2 separate regions of the Mus musculus genome follow, and region 1 is linked to region 2. Evidence: chromatin loops called from intact Hi-C (ENCODE). Cell type or tissue: left cerebral cortex. All regions are shown on one strand. Each heading gives the region's core, and the rest is flanking DNA. Links, peaks and the distances in the headings are about the cores only. Region 1 overlaps Ppp2ca (protein phosphatase 2 (formerly 2A), catalytic subunit, alpha isoform). Region 2 overlaps Cdkl3 (cyclin-dependent kinase-like 3).

Region 1 (8,417 bases), core at 253-8,252, 71 kb after region 2:
CGGTTACTAAGACAGTGGCTGCAGTCCATACCAAGTGTCCTGTCAGGAATGTGAAACGAGCTTTAAGCTCTCACCTTACTCTCATCTCTAGCCCTCCTTCTCTCTCTTCCTTCTCCCCTCTCTCCACGTGGCCATGGCCGGCCGGCCTCTTTCTTTCTACCTTCTCTCTTTCTCTCTGCCTTTCTACAATAAAGCTCTAAAACCATTAAAAAAAAAAGGAATGTGAAATGAGTTTGCCACTTTAAAGAATTGGTGAAGTTACATATAAATCGATCATGTAGCCCAATAGCTACACTCTAGGAATATGTTCAAGAGAAAAGAAAGCATGTGAGCAGATGAGCTCAGTAACTAAGAAACAGGAAAACTGGAGCAGATACAGGAACCATGGGTTGTGGCCTGCCCTCCCCCGATGCTAGTGTGCAGCTGTGAAAGGAGCACACCCTCATCTGTGCTGTAGCATGGTGACTCAGGATAGCTCGCGCTCCGTGGGATATGCAGCACAAGAAACACTAAAATTTCTAGAAAAGTCATTCTCAAGACAGAAATAAATGAGTGGTTGTCCGGCTGGAAGAGTGGGGCCATTGCAGATCGGGAAGGAATCTTGGCAAGACTCTAAAACTGAGTTATGGTAATTGTTGCATAACTAAATTTAGTAAAGGTCAGAAAAAAGTATGATTTTTATTTCACACAAGATGGTGCAGGGGGTTTGGTCTTAATTGAGATATTGGTAAGCATTTTATAAACCTTTAATTAAAAATGCTTATAATCATCAGGCTGTGGTAGCCCATGCCTTTAATCTCAGAGCTCAAGAGGCAGAGGCAGGTGGATCTCCTTGAGCTGAAGAACAGCCAGGGCTACACAGAGAAACCCACCCTTGAGAAACAGCAACAGCAGTTTTAAAAAGTTTATCATCTAATTTCAGTTCATTGAAGTTTAGAGATGTGCACTCTCAGCCCCTCCTCCTCTCAGTTGGAACTCTGGATTTACCTATAGAAAGTTGTATGAAGTGTCTTGCTTTTTGTTTTTTTTGGAAAGAGCTGGCATCTGTTGTCGTTTTCTTTAGGTTCGTTACCGAGAGCGCATCACCATACTCCGAGGGAATCACGAGAGCAGACAGATCACACAGGTTTATGGGTTCTACGACGAGTGTTTAAGGAAATACGGAAATGCAAATGTTTGGAAATACTTCACAGACCTTTTTGACTATCTTCCTCTCACTGCCTTGGTGGATGGGCAGGTGTGTGTACCATAAAACTCACTTCTGGGTTTCTTCCTGTTTCCAATAATTGTTTTCTTGGTGTTTAGCAGGCAGTGATTTTCCATTTGGGGATACATTACTAAATACTGATAAGTTCTTTTCTAGGTGCTGAACTGTCAGGATAAGATCATGGGGTGGAAAATGTAACCTATTCAGCTTTGGGGGCTCTTTGTAGAGGGGTCTGGGAGATGGAAGGCATTGTTTACCAGTGTGAGGGGGACTGTCAGGCTCTGGAGGGACTGTGGGTAAGCTAGAAAAACACTCTTTAGAAGGAACCTCAGGGATGGTGGTTGGTCAGGAACAGGAATAGATACTGTACTCTGTAGTTGGTATTAGGTCGAACAATAGCCAGTTATTCAGGGTCCATCCTCATCGAAACAGAGCCTAGAACTGATGTAGCTAAATGGTGTCAGCTCCTGTCTAATGTGTAGTCCAAAGAGTTCAGTTTCTCTTAGGTGTAATTAGCACTTGTAATCAATCTTTTTAGATCTTCTGTCTACACGGTGGTCTGTCACCATCCATAGACACACTGGATCACATCCGAGCACTCGATCGCCTACAGGAAGTTCCTCATGAGGTATGGCTGACAAATTCTCAGACACTCCTTAGGAAAAACAAAAATCGTTTAGCTGTAGCATAATTTATCATATGTTCACTCGGGTTTCAAAATGAAATGACATGAGCTCCTTACCATTGCTCATTAGACGTTTAGAAGCCTTCCTGGTCGTCACCACTAGCCCATCTGTCTAATAATAAAACTCAGATACACGGGCAGATGGGGCAAGTTACTGAGTGCAGTGTGCCTTGTGGGAATTGATTTTCATTTCAGAGATACCTTTACTGCAAAAGTTCAGCACACATACTAAGAATGTGATTTTTGTAGAGTGTTGCTTCTGGTGAATTATCAAATGAAGAATTCCACATTTGGAAGTCAGTTTAATAACTTATACCTGCTTTTTAGGGTCCAATGTGTGACTTGCTGTGGTCAGATCCAGATGACCGTGGTGGCTGGGGGATATCTCCTCGGGGAGCTGGTTATACCTTTGGCCAAGATATTTCTGAGACATTTAATCATGCCAATGGCCTCACGTTGGTGTCCAGAGCTCACCAGCTGGTGATGGAGGTATGTTCTTTTCTTGAAACCTGTCAAATTAACTGTAGTAACTGAAGGAAAGGAGTTTGACACTGATGCTGTCAGCAAGATGTCCTTTATTCCTAGAGTCTGCCATGGGAGCTAAACCCTCTTCAGTAGATGGACAGTCAGAGGAAAGTCAGATCCATGGCTGATAGTGGGCATCCACTTAATGACTCGGAGGGACTTGGGATTAATGATGAAAGGATGAAGATGCAGAGCGAATGAGGAAGGGTATAATATATCGCAGTGGTTTATTTCACATTATCTAGTTTGTTTCTTTATAGGAAAAGAAAGAAACATCAAAATGTTGATGCCCTTTAGATAACTGGCTTGTAGATGATTTGAAAGAAGCCTTTCCTCTGGTAGGGGTCTTACCTTAAAACATTGACTGCCATACTTTGAGAATGAGATGAGAACATGGAGCATTCAAACTATGGCAGTGGGCAATCTCTTATTCTATAAGAGTTTGTTGTCAGTACTGATGGTCAGCCAAGTATAGTGGTGCATGCCTCATTAGTTCATTAGTTAGCTAGTTTGCTGGTTGGTTAGTTATTTAGGTGGCAGCTAAACTGCCTTGTAATCCAGACTAGCCTAGACTGTACAGTGAGACCCAAAAAATAGTTCATTTTAAAATCAAGTTTAAGGTTTGTCTTAGGGCTTTATTGCTATGAACAGACATCATGACCAAGGCAACTCTTATAAGGACAACATTTAATTGAGGCTGGATTACAGATTCAGAGGTTCAGTCTGTTATCATCAAGGCAGGAACATGGCAACATCCAGGCAGGCATGGGGCAGGAGGAGCTCAGAGTTCTACATCTTCATCTGAAGGCTGCTAGCAGAATACTGGCTTCCAGGAAGCTAGGATGAGATCTTATAGTTCACACCTACTCCAAGAGGGCCACACATAATAGTGCCACTTCCTGGCCCAAGCATACACAAACCATCACAAGGTCATGTCAATGAAAGACAGTATCTACATTTGGTGATGGGTAATATTTAAGTTGATTTGGTTGGTTGGTTTGTTGGTTTTTGCGGGATATGTTCGCCATGTAGATTAGGCTGTTCTCCATGCAGATTAGGCTCCATGTAGATTCACCTGCCTCTGCCTCCTGGGATTGAAAATGTGTACCACCATGCCTGGCTTGTTTTTCAATGCTTAAGACAAAACAAAAACAGGGCTGGAGAGATGGCTCAGCAGTTAAGATCACTGACTGCTCTTCCAGAGGTCCTGAGTTCAATTCCCAGCAACCACATGGTGGCTCACAACCATCTGTAATGGGATCTGATGCCCTCTGCTGGTGTGTCTGAAGATTGCAACAGTGTACTTACATAAAACAAGTAAATAAATCTTTTTCTAAAAAAGTATTTTTTTGGCAACACAGAGAAACCCTGTCTCAAAAAACCCCCAAAAACAAACAAACAAAAGTATTTTGTTTGTTTGTTTTAGCAACACATTGTTAAATGTACATTTTATAGGTTATGAGAAATACAGAAAATTAACCCCTTTGGAGTTTTTCTATCTTAATGTATTTTTCTGTTTTAATGGGTTCATATTTATGTAGGTTAGTAAGGTTTGTTTGGTTTTTTTTTTTTTTCCTGCCTCTTTTTTACAGGGATATAACTGGTGCCATGACCGGAACGTAGTAACAATTTTCAGTGCTCCAAACTATTGCTATCGTTGTGGTAACCAAGCTGCAATCATGGAACTTGACGACACTCTTAAGTATTCTTTGTAAGTATCTACTCTGAGCTAGCTTTGTGTTGTCCAGCCCTGCTTAAACCAAAGCATAGGTTGTTGACTTTTGACTAAATTTTTGTGGGAATGAACCTACACATAATAGAAACTAGCACTAGTGTCTCTTATTTGGTATGAATAACTTGTATGAGTTACTAGGTCTTCAACCTATAGTCCTAATTTATAGTCCACCATTGAGGGGAAGCTGAGGCAGGAACTAGAAGCAGCTCCTCAAATAACATCTACAGCCTAGATGTAATGTTACCTTCCACCAGAGGCAGGAGGAACTCTGTGAGTGAGGCCAGCTTGGTCTATATACAGAGTTTCAGGGGCTATATCAAGAAGCCATGACTCAAACAAAACAAAGCAGAGAGAAGTGTGTGGGCCCTTGCTTGTTGCTTATGCTCAATTAGCTTTCTTCATTCTTAAACAGATGAAGGCTCTCTGCCTAGGGAATGGTAACAGCCACGGTGGGCGTGGTGTTCTTACATCAATTAAGATGGTCTTCCACAGACATGCTCACAGGTCAACCTGATTTATATAAGTCTAGTCCTCAGTTAGAACTGTTCCCAGGTAATGGTTCTCTTGTGTCTGGTTAACAGCTAAAACTAACCATGTGTTTGTAGCCCAAGCTGGTCTAGAACTGTGATTTTCTTGCCTCAGTTTCCCAAGTGGTAATGTTAGAGCTGTGCCCCAATATACCTAGGTCTATTAAAGTTGGGTTCTATTCTTTTAAAATGTACTGAAGTTGGATGGGGAAGAAAATTTGAAAATTTGGAAGATGTTAGTTTTGTTAACTACATGGTATCTTCTGGAGTAGTAACACTGAGTCTTCCTTGTTTTTCAGCTTGCAGTTTGACCCAGCACCTCGTAGAGGCGAGCCACATGTCACTCGTCGTACCCCAGACTACTTCCTGTAATGAAAATGTAAACTTGTACAGTATTGCCATGAACCGTATATTGACCTAATGGAAATGGGAAGAGCAACAGTAACTCCAAAGTGTCAGAAAATAGTTAACATTCAAAAACTTGTTTTCACACGGACCAAAAGATGTGCCATATAAAATACAAAGCCTCTTGTCATCAACAGCCGTGACCACTTTAGAATGAACCAGTTCATTGCATGCTGACGCGACATTGTTGGTCAAGAATCCAGTTTCTGGCATAGCGCTATTTGTAGTTACTTTTGCTTTCTTGAGAGACTGCAGATATAGGATTAAACATTAACACCCGTGAGTCCAGTTGACTTCACTTAGCTGTAGCTTACTCAGCATGACTGTAGATGAGGATAGCAAACAATCATTGGAGCTTAATGAACATTTTTAAATAAGTACCAAGGCCTCCCCTCTTGTTGTGTTTCTTTCAGGGATACCATTAATTTAATTGTATGATTTGTCTGCACTCAGTTTCTCCCCTTCTCAAATCTCAGCCCCGCGTTGTTCTTTGTTACTGTCAGAAAACCTGGTGAGTTGTTTTGAACAGAACTGTTTCCCTCCTGTAAGATGATGTTACTGCACAAGTCACCGCAGTGTTTTCATAATAAACTTGAGAACTGAGAAAGTCAGGTTTGAATTGTATCAGTGGGCACGACTGGTGCTGTTTATTAACAAGATAAATCTATTGATCAATTTCAGAATTTGTAGAATCCCAGGTAAAGAAAAATAAAGATCAAGGCCACTGTGTAACCTCTCTGGCAACTCCTTGGTGTTCTTCAGAAGAACTTGGGGACCTGTTTGTCTGACATACCGCAGTTTGTCTTGTTGCTGGCCTGCGCTTGTGAAAGGAAATCTGTGCTGTTTTAGTGGGACTTGGTTGTTAAACCATAGAACTTGAGAGTTATGTTTTTAGGATTTTACTTAAAATGGCATGTTTTCAGGTAGAACTTAACAAACTAAATGATGTGTCTAATTAGTGTAGTTTCTGGTTACAAATATATTGCTATGTATATTTCATGGACTCTTTAAAATGATTGACAGAACGGTAAGTTCTTAACCAACATTTGTATATTTCTTGTCAAGTCATGTGATCTTAGAGTTAGTTAAACTTGTCTGGATAAGGTGTTAGAACCTTAGCTTGTGTTCCTTACCTGGTAAAGCAGTGAAGCCGAGTAGAAGCAATGCTGATGTGGGCTGATGTTTGCGCCAGGTCCGAGAATGGTGCCTGAGTGCCAAGCTCAGCGAGTAATGGGTTTCCCTTCTATTCTTTGACTTGGCTTAAAACCGAAGACAGTTCTTCTTGTGGGGACTGAATATTTGCTATTTTAAGCTATCTGGGCAAACATGAGGATGCTTGATCATTACTGTGTGAGTGTAGTAAATAAATGTTTCCTTGCTTTGTACTGTGTTGAATTTGGAACCAACAGTGAAGTTACAGTATTGCCCTGTATAAAAAAAAAAAAAAAAAAAAAAAAAACAAGCCAGTTTGTGAGTTAATTTTCTAAATCAAAAAAAACCCTAGGCCAGGTACTGGTGGCGCACACCTTTAATCCCAGCACTTGGGAGGCAGAGGCAGGCGCATTTCTGAGTTTGAGGCCAGCCTGGTCTACAGAGTGAGTTCCAGGACAGCCAGGGCTACACAGAGAAACCCTGTCTCAAAAAACCTTAGTTTTTCTAGGTGTCTTCTTTTTATTCTGAGTTCGAAGAAACACATTCTCCAGCCTGTTATTTGTGCTACTTCGTCTTTTCTTCCTGGCCAAACAAGTAACATCTATATACAGCACTGTTTTGTTTTGTTAGGGTGGGTTGTGGTAAGGGCAGGGCAACAGAGTCTTTCTGTTGCCCTGAGTGGCTGGGATCTTGCTATATAGGCCAAGCTGTCCTAGAACTCATGGATGATACTGCCTATATATGCCACCATGCCTGACTTAATGTACAGCACTTCTGATCCAACACTTGAGGGAGGTAGACACCAAGCAGCTGCACTGGGGATCCTGACGATAAAGAGGGCTCTAATGGAGTCTTTCCTATAGTTGACACATGTCATGTACATACAGATTCTCAGAATGGGGCTTGTGTCAAAGAGTGAGTGGTCTTAAAAGCATTCAGAGGCAATTACTAGGCTTCTCTTGAAATTTGAAAATGTTAATACTTTAACCTGATGTAAAATTAGTGAAAATGTGTGAGTTTAATAATTTCTTCAAAAAAATCAAATGATAGTTGGAAGGGAATCACTCAAATGAGAGAATTTTAATGGGCACTATAATGAGATTGCCATAATTTTTTAAGTCTTTTGATTAAGAGCAAAGAATTATCAAAAATGGGTGTTGTCAAGAAGTCTGGACAGGTGCTTAGCAGTCAATCTTGTAGCCCCCAGCTGCCTATAACTTCGACTCCAGAGGCCCTGATACTCTCTTCTGGTCTCCACGGCATCAGACACACATGTGGTGTACATGCCTGCAGGCAAACCACTCAAACAAAAAATAAAGATCAGTCTTTTTAAAAGACGTGTTAATGGCTACAAATGTAGTTCATTGGTAGAGCACTTGCCTAGCACATGTACTGTGCCCTGGGTTCCATCTCTAAAAGTTGTATATAATGACACATGTGTCACCCAGCATTGTGGAGGCAGATAGTGGATCTCGGTGCCTAAGAGTGAGTATTCAACAGGGAAGTGTACTTTGGATATGGTAAGGTGACTCAGCTGGTAAAGGCATAGTCACTTAGCAGCCACCCTGAAGACTCAAGCTCAGTCCATGGGATCTACGTGGTGGAAGGAGAAAACCAACTCCTGCAAGTTGTCCTCTGGCCTCCATGCACAAATGGTGATGTATGCACACACACAGATGTTTCAAAAAAGATAATTTAGGGGCTGGCGAGTGGAGCCAGAGTTAAGAACACACACTGCTCTTCAAGAGGACCCACATCCACCTCTGGTCTCCTTGGACATCAGTATTCATGTGCACATAAATTATTATTTTTTTATTAAAAGGTTGCTTTGAAACAATTTATAAAGCTTACTGTTGGGTTTGAGTACTTGAAGAAGATATGTATAATGGTTTTAGTAAAACAAAAACAATGTACTATCTAAGGTTTCCAGGTGATGTTTTGAGATTTGTACATTGTGTCAAGTCGGGCTATGTATGCCTCAAGCATTTATCATAATGGTCCTTGTAGCTATTTGAAATGAAACAAAAGTGTGGTGGTGTGGTTGCCACCTGCCTGTGTAATGGCACATCTGAGCCTCTTGAAATGTTCAGTGACCATTGGGAGACGGTTTGCCTTTCTTCATTACAAATGCACAGTGTCTCCCTTTCTTGACTTACTGTTTTGTTTATGTGTGTGGTGCTA
Region 2 (8,417 bases), core at 146-8,145:
TCTTTTTTTGAGGAGACTTTCAAATGCAAGATCACTAGGCTGCCACTGTGGCCTTGGAAGAAGTATGAGCCAGGGATGGGTCACATAACTTCTCAGCAGGCAGCCTCTGCTAACCGGATTGCTGCCACTGAGTCTGGCCACCATCTCTTTCCTTCAAGCATGCTGTGCACTGCAGATGAATCAGTAATCGGGGTCTGGGTTTTGAAATCTGCCTTGTAGATATTCATAGGATGAGGCAGAAGTCCTGGCTACAGTCCTTTGCCCTCAGTTGTCACAAACAGAAAAGGTGATAATTGGTAGCGCACGAGTATAACTGTGGGACCCACTTCCTTTCAAAAGGAGACAGAGGATGTGGTAGAGAGGAGAAGGCATGCCCTACTGCATTAATTAGTAAAGTGAAATTTGGCCTGTTAACTAACTAGGCCTGGCTCCTGATTCAGCAGTCCTGAAAGCCTGCTCTGGCTGGGCTCCACCCATCTCCTAAATCAGTCAGCTCTGTGGCTTTCTTCAGTCTCCCCCCCTCCCTTTGTGACCTTTGTGTAAGGTTTGACACTGTGAATCACCGTCCCTTTCTGGAACCACTCTCATCTTTTTTTTTGTCACATGTCTTCTTTCTTTTCTCACCTCCAAGTGCCCCTCTGCTCCTCTGCTAAATCACCTTCCCACCTGCTTCCCTGTCCGCATCCTGGAGCACAGGGTTTCAGTTCTTTGTTCTTCCTGTTCCCATGCAAGCAGCTTAGCATGGTCCCCACATCCCAGATGACCTCCTGAGAGCAGACATACAGGTCTAAACAGGACGGCTTTATCCTAACCATGGTTTCCCTCCAGCTCTTCCTGTTTTTAAAAGTGAAACTGATGTGGATCCCTTGTGTGTAATAAAGGGCCTGTCTCAGTTTAGTCAGCTTAACCCCGGAGCTTGGATGCTGGGCAAGCACTGGTCACCAAAGAGGCCCCCATTTCTGTCTTCTGGGTGTTTTGTGTTGTACCCAAGAATAATAAGGAAAGCAAACAAGAATGAACAGAGTGAACATAGAATTATTAAGGAAAACGAGACTGACTCCTGGGAATGGGTGGGGAGCAGCCCAAGGAGGATCGCTGCTGTGGGCAGGTAGTGTGGCAGGACCTGGGTGAAGACTTAGGGAATCTTTCTTGAGACTGTTTTTGCCTGGTCATTTGTATCATGGGTGTACCTGTGAGAAGTCTATACCCGCTGTGCGTGCTCCCTCTCCCCCTGTGCGTGTTCCCTCTGGTCAGACAGAGAGGTGATCATTTGCTGCTTGTCCAGTCAGGGGACTGGCTGTGAGAGGTGATCAGGTTGTCTCCAAACTGCTTGACTAGCTCAGGGTCCACAGTGGCCCCGCCTTTGAAGACACCTCTCATCTCAGTCCCATGGTTCTCCCAGCTGGAAACTTGGCATGGAGTTGATACTTTTCAGTCTCCGAGTATTGTGTCTGATAACCGTTTAAAAAGCAGGCCTACTTAATTTATTCTTGCTATAACATTCTGGTTCTTGAAAATGATACTAAGCTTTTCACATTTAAGAATGTATAGCCCTCCTAGTCTTCTTTTTCCCTTCCAGATCTCATTTTTAATGTTTTTAACTGTTTCACATCCTGTTTTGTGACACAAGATACCTCTTAATTTATGTTTGTTCTCAACCAAACCAGCCTTGAATTGCCTTCTGTTAAATGTTGTTTATGTGAGATAACCATCTACATGATCATGATCAGTTATTGTATTAGTCAGAGGTCCGCAGATAAGCAGAACAAATAGGATGATAGGATGATCCAAGAGTAGGCTTATGAGGTTCACTAACATCGTCAGAGGCTGATGGGTGCACTGAGGCCATCTGCACACTAGAGAGCCAAGGTGGCTCTCGGTCTGAGAAGATGGAAACCTCAGCACAAGAGACACGGTGTGCCACGGTCTGGGGCAAACGCCCGACAGTCCCTGAGGAGCCACTGGTGCAAATCTGTCCTTAGAGGCTGAAGCATCCAATGTTCACATTAGAAAGAAACGGCAAAATTCACCTCCACTCAGCAAGAGTCAAGCATGTAATTGCCTGCTTCCCACTTCTGCCTCCTTTTTGCTTTGTCTGTCCCCTGCCTATTGGATAGCACCTGAGTTCATGGTCGGTCTTCTTATAGCACCAGCTGCACACCAGTCCTCTCCAACAAGTCAGATTGACAGCCATATTCACCATCAGCACTTCCCACAGAAAGGATATAGAAAGCGAATGGGCCACACAAAACAGTGTGTCAGTAAGTTTTTAAAAATTACCCAGAGCTGACAAGTTGTTTAAGCAGATAAAGGCACTCAAATTCTGAGTTTGATTCCTGGGAGCCATCTGGTGGGAGGAGAGAACGGACTCCCAAAAGTTGTCTGCTGACCTTCACATACATATGGGGGACATGTGCACATGCATACACACATACACACACACACACACACACACACACACACACACAATCACAAAATAACAAAAAGATAAAAGGGATAAAAATTTTACTACTAGCTAAGGTATAAATATAAAATGTAAGGAATTGATAACTGCTGCCACAGAGTAAAACATCTGTTTAAAAAGATACAGGGCAAATACCGAAAAAGGCAGTTTTTTGTAGCTATGTTAATTATCAGGAAAAAAATTGAGGCCAGAAAGCAGGTAAGGGCACTTGCTACCAAGCCTGCTTAGCTGACTAGGAACAGACGGTGGAAAGAGAGCAGACCCCTGCCATCTGTCCTCTGACCCCACACATTACCACAGACACATGCACACACACACACATTACCACAGACATATGCACACACACACATTACCACAGACACATGCACACACACACATTATTACAGACACATGCACACGCACGCACTGAATCAAACAGTATACATTAAATGGGCCTTCTATGATTCATTTAAATGCTAAAAAGTTTTGTGCCAACAATCTGGATCTAGGTCAGTGGCAGCGCACACCTGCAACCTGTATCAGGCCCTAGTTGTGTGTTCAACACCCCCAAAAAGGTCTTGTATGTAATAGTACACTTTCAAAATGTGTAACAGACAAATTTAGTGAGTCCAAGGAGGACTTGAGAAATCTGTTGTTGCAGTAAGAGCTTCTTTGTTTGTTTGTCCTTTGATTGTTGGGTATTGAGGGGGTCTCTATATAACTCTGGCGGAACTGGAACTCATTACGTAACCCAAGTGGAGCTCAAACTCAAGAGATCTGCCTCTGTCCCTCTGTCCCCTGTCACTCTGTCCCTTTGTCCCTCTGTCCCCTATCTCTCTATTCCCTGTCCCTCTGTCCCTCTGCCCCTGCCCCTCTATACCCTGTCCCTCAGTCCCTTTGCCCCTCTGCCTCAGTCAGAGCAAACAAATCAAAATGAAACAACAAACAAAAAACCCATGAATACCAAACAAAACATGGCTATGGCTTTGAGTAATGCAGTGTTTAACTCTGCTGTAATAGACATGTAGGAAAACATTTTATCCAGAAATAAAAAAATAACCCATACATATGAAAATTTAAATATATTTTCTAAATGTGTCAAGAAGTAAATAATAATGAAAGTAAGAAATGTAAAAGAGGATGTTAATGAAAGGAGAATCTCAACACAGAACAGGAGACTGATGCTCCAGGTTAGAGCCCAGTGATTTAAAACAGTTAACAACCAGCTGGACAAAACACAAGACGTTCTCTAAAAGTAAGCTGGGGCCTGGTGGCTGGTGCCATATCCTCAGTACTTGGGGGGCAGAGGCAGCAGCATCTGAAATTCAGGGTCACCTTCATTGCTGTATGGTAGGTTTATGATCAACATGGGATACATGAGACTCTGCCTCAGACCAGAACCCAAAACAAAAAGCTGACAGTGAACAGTAGTTTGAGGGGATTATTATAGAGTTTGTATGATGATCCAAATTTCCTAATCCTCAGGAATATATACTAATCTTGATCCACAAACTCCACTGAGCGGAAGGAGAGAGCCAGCATGTGCAGTTGTACCTTTGACGAAGGAGCACTGTGGAACACACACACCACACACACACACATACACACACACACACACACACACACACACACGTAAAGGAGCATTGTGGAACACACACACACACACACAAACACACCACATGTAAAGGAGCATTGAGGAACACACACACACACACATGTAAAGGAGCTTTGAGGAACACACACACATGTAAAGTTAGGGGGCTCGGTGATTAAGAACATTTACTGCTCTTACTGAGGACTGGAGTTCAGTTCCCAGAGCCCACCCTGGGAAACTGTCAACCACTCCAGCTCCAGGGGACCTTCTTCTGGCCTTCACGAGCCGCCCCCAGCATGTGGCATATATTCACAATGCATACATAAACACAATTTAAAATGTTTTGCTTTGTTTTGTTGGACAGGGTTTCTCTGTGTAGTCCAAGCTGTCATCACAGCTGAGATTTTTCAACTCTTGAGAGAGGGATGCTGCTGGGGTACAGAGAGTCTGGTGGCGTGGCTTAGGCTTCTTAGAAGAATAGCATCACCCTCAGTTCTCTTTCAAGACTGTCCCCTAGTGTAAATCTAGGTAGGACTGCACAAGGACTCACCATGGACAGGCAGTCTATGACAGACACCTGTGACCCCAAGTGGGAAGATAAACAGAAATGTACCATGTGAGCACTGTGGTGAGACCGTGGGGCAAGTGTAAAGCCTGAGAGAGAGAGGATCTGAAAGCAAGAGAGCAAGCCCACAACAGCCTGTGATTCCTGACACACACAAGCCCACGCCGCAGTCAGAGAACAGAGACAGGCATAAAGTGTGGGAGAGAGCTGCCAGCCAAGATTCCTCTGTCCAGTGAGGTCTACTTAAAGATGAGGGGAAGAGAACAGAAGCAGAGAGAAGATGGTATTAGCAGTCTGGCCCTAAGACGAAAGCTTCAAGGAATTCTTTCATTTTTCACTTTGTTAATGTTTGATACTTAAAATTAAAAAAAAAAAATTAAGCCAGGTAGTAGTGGCGCACACCTTTTATCCCAGCACTCGGGAGGCAGAGGCAGGCTGATCACTGAGTTTGAGGCCAGTCTGGTCTACAGAACAAGTTCCAAGTCAGCTTAGGCTACACAGAGAAACCCTGTCTCACAAAACAAAAAAAAATTAAATTGTGTTTATGTATGCATTGTGAATATATGCCACATGCTAGGGGTGCCCATGAAGGCCAGAAGAAGGTCCCCTGGAGCTGGAGTTAGGTGGTTGACAGTTTCCCAGGGTGGGCTCTGGGAACTGAACTCCAGTCCTCGGTAAGAGCAGCAAATGTTCTTAATCACTGAGCCCCCTAACTTTACATATGTGTGTGTTCCTCAATGCTCCTTTACGTGTGTGTGTGTGTGTGTGTGTGTGTGTGTGTGTGTTCCACAGTGCTCCTTCATCAGAGGGACAACTGCAGACGCTGGCTCTCTCCTTCCACTCAGTGGAGTTTGTGGATCAAACTTATGCTGCCTACTGAGCCTTACTGCCAGTCCCTTTAAGGGACTCTTTAAATCAAACAAAAATAGTCCCAAATGGAAATGGAAAATTCAGGGAAGAATCAAGAACAAAGGGGGAAATTGTGGGTAAATATTACATATGAATAAGAGGGTTATGAGGGTTTTAACTGTGTGTGGAGAGCTGGGGTGTACCTGGGTGGTAGAATGTGTGCCTGGCACACACGACCCCTGGATCCAGTCTCCACCACGCAAGAATATGACAATAAAAGAACAGAGTTACATGCTTGACCACAGGAAAACCAGGAGGAAATAAATAGGTAAACATAGATAATATGCTCTGAGCTTCTAGATTGAACATATTTTATTTATACTAAATGTAGACAAATCAAAGATAGTAGGAATAAGTGCAACTATATTAGTAATTACAAATACTCCATGTAAATACTAGGACAGTAAACTATCAGGATAGATAAAAACTTTTTACCCCATGCTACTTCCAAAAAAGCCTCCCATGTAAAGCACTGGAATGTTGAACACTTTAAAACGGAAGAAATCTGCCGGGCAGTGGTGGCACATGCCTTTAATCCCAGCACTTGGGAGGCAGAGGCAGGTGGATTTCTGAGTTTGAGGCCAACCTGGTCTACAAAGTGAGTTCCAGGACAGCCAGGGCTACACAGAGAAACCCTGTCTCAAAAATCAAAAACAAACAAACAAACAAACAAACAAACCTACCCCCCCCCCAAAAAAACCACCAACAACAAAAGAGAATACATTGATTTAAATCCTAAAGTAGTGTTTGCTGAATAACATGGTTTCAGAACACAAAATGCAGAAACAGAACTGGATGGAGACAGAACAGTCTACAGTAAACACACTTCTCCCAGCAGCCCGTAAAACAAGTGAACTCGAACCAGTAATGACATGCAAGGCCAAAGTAGCAGCTGATGAAGGAGCCCCAATGGATGCAGCAGAGCTCTGTCTAACCAAGATTAGAACATCAGCACTTTTAACTGTATGTGGTGAGTTGATCAAAAACTGCTTTATGACAATAAAACAAACGTCACCAAAGTCTTGAAACATTCAGAATATTGCCTCTGGCCACACAAGGATTAAGATAGAAATTGATAACTAGCTAGAAGACAGTGGCGTGGCCAGTGCACTGACAGTCTACATGTTCAAAGAAGAGAAGTGAGGAAGTGCCTGCAGCTCGGTGGGTGAAGGCAGGGTGAACAGGTGCACTTAGGGATTTCTTGGGACATCTGCCTGCCATGCTCAAGCTTCCCCCCTGGCAGGCAGGGAACTGGGTGGGAGACCCCAGGATCCTTTTCAAAGGCACCCCCATGGGTTCATTTCCTCCCATCAGGTTCTACCTAGTGGCAATCCACAACCACACACCCCCAAGCACACCTGGCAAGACCAAGTCTTGAAGCACACAGGCCTTTGGGGATACTTACAGAATCCACAGCGTTTGGGGACCTAACTCTGTACTTTAAGAAGCCAGTCAAAGACAGTGAACTCCCAGAACACCGAATGACGGAAACAAGATAAAAGTATTCCTAAATTAAGAAAACACACACTTTCCTGAGAACAGTAAGAAGCTTTGTTTCTGCCATGAGAGAGCAACTACATGACACTCTTGCTTGGTAACAGAGAACAAGACATCTGAACTGAGTATCGCAGGCACTGAGTGGAGGAGAGTCAGCCTCAGGAGGGGTGAGCCTTATGGTCATAGAGGGCTTCTGCCTAGAGGCAGCTGCTGAACCACAGCAGTGAATGGAGACAGAGCATTCATAAAGGGAGAGCTCTGCAGGGATACCAAGGCAGGCTTGTTCTTGGGTGGACTTCAGAAGCTTGACTGCAGTCATCGTCATCAGCATTGCCAGCCTGCCTTCAAACTGCCCCACAGCCCAGGTCTTTGTCCTTCAACTTTTCTTTCCCTTGCAAAGCCAGATGTGTTTCGCAATGCATTGCCTCGACCTGGCACCCTAGCTCCTTTCCCAGTTTCCCTTACAGCTTTCCTTGGTTTCCTACAGATTTCCTTGGCAAATCTCCTGAATTACGGGTTCTCACTTTCGATCCGTTTATCAGACTATGGAGGCCAATACATTGGTGCCAAGAAAAATAAATGTTAAGCTGGGATCTGAGTCTGGCTGACACACCTTGGGGTGGACAGAATGAACATCATTCTGATTGTCACATGAGCCATAAATAGATCCTGGCACAAACTGGAGCTTACAAAGTATTTCATAAATGATGACTGAAGGGTGTTGTATTAGAGAGGAATTCTGTGTTGGGTGTGATCAAGAGGCCTGCGAAAGACTGAAAGGAGAAAGAGAAGATCCACAGAGACAGAGCTGACGCCCTCGGAATTCTGCTGGCCCTTGCCAAGGGACAAGTGACTGAAAGCTCTTTTGAAGATTTATGTGTGTGGGTCTGTGCATGCAGGTGTTATTGGAGGCCTGAAGAGGGTGTCAGACCCCCTCGTTCTGGAGTTACAGGTAGTTTTAAGCCATCCAACATGGGTGCTGGGAACTAAATTCAGGGTCCCTGCAAAGAGTAGCAGGCTTCCTTAAGTGTCAAATCATCTCTCCAGTTCCAGACTCAAAGGAGTTGAGGCCAAAGCCAGTGGCCTTGGAGTTTTATGGAATCTCAGCAGAACACCAAATAGCTGTACAGTGTTCGGGGTCGGGGTGGGAGGTGTAATTGTTAGAGTTGTAGAACTTCAGAGGCTCTGAATGCCCAGCACACCAGAGGAGGGAAAGCCCAGAACTCAGAAACACAGAATGGGGACATCTAGGTGGATGTATGCAAGGATGCTGATGCAGCAGCTCTTGGTTTCTGTGGGCTTTTGAAGGAGCCCAGTTTTCTTTGCTTCAGCAGTTGCCCTGACTTCTTACTGCTATGCTATGTCAAGGACTTAAGTTGAATCCAAGTGTAGCTCCAGTGAAAACATCC

What was found. A loop is a pair of places that touch in the nucleus more often than their neighbours do. Peaks named below come from ENCODE experiments on the same cell type or tissue, not always from the same donor. Only the 100,000 strongest peaks of a DNase experiment are listed, where the experiment ranks them.
Region 1: a loop joins it to region 2, with 2.6 times the contacts of the local background. A loop is called at or near these places in 4 of 42 quality-filtered maps.

What each region holds. Positions count from the first base shown.
Region 1 is chr11:52,116,924-52,125,340 of GRCm38, forward strand. It overlaps Ppp2ca (protein phosphatase 2 (formerly 2A), catalytic subunit, alpha isoform), which reads left to right. Exons shown (of 7, transcript NM_019411.4): 3 at 1,064-1,237; 4 at 1,746-1,835; 5 at 2,220-2,381; 6 at 4,010-4,128; 7 at 4,979-5,826. The coding sequence ends at 5,051. It also overlaps the pseudogene Gm30631. Among named protein-coding and RNA genes, the nearest start is that of Mir3061, 5.6 kb to the right of the region's middle. In left cerebral cortex, for the core only: a CTCF peak has its summit at 3,695 (motif pointing left); a DNase peak (open chromatin) is centred at 431.
Region 2 is chr11:52,046,138-52,054,554 of GRCm38, forward strand. All of the region lies in intron 13 of Cdkl3 (cyclin-dependent kinase-like 3), which reads left to right. Among named protein-coding and RNA genes, the nearest start is that of Cdkl3, 46 kb to the left of the region's middle. In left cerebral cortex, for the core only: no CTCF peak of the experiment used is centred there; a DNase peak (open chromatin) is centred at 4,768.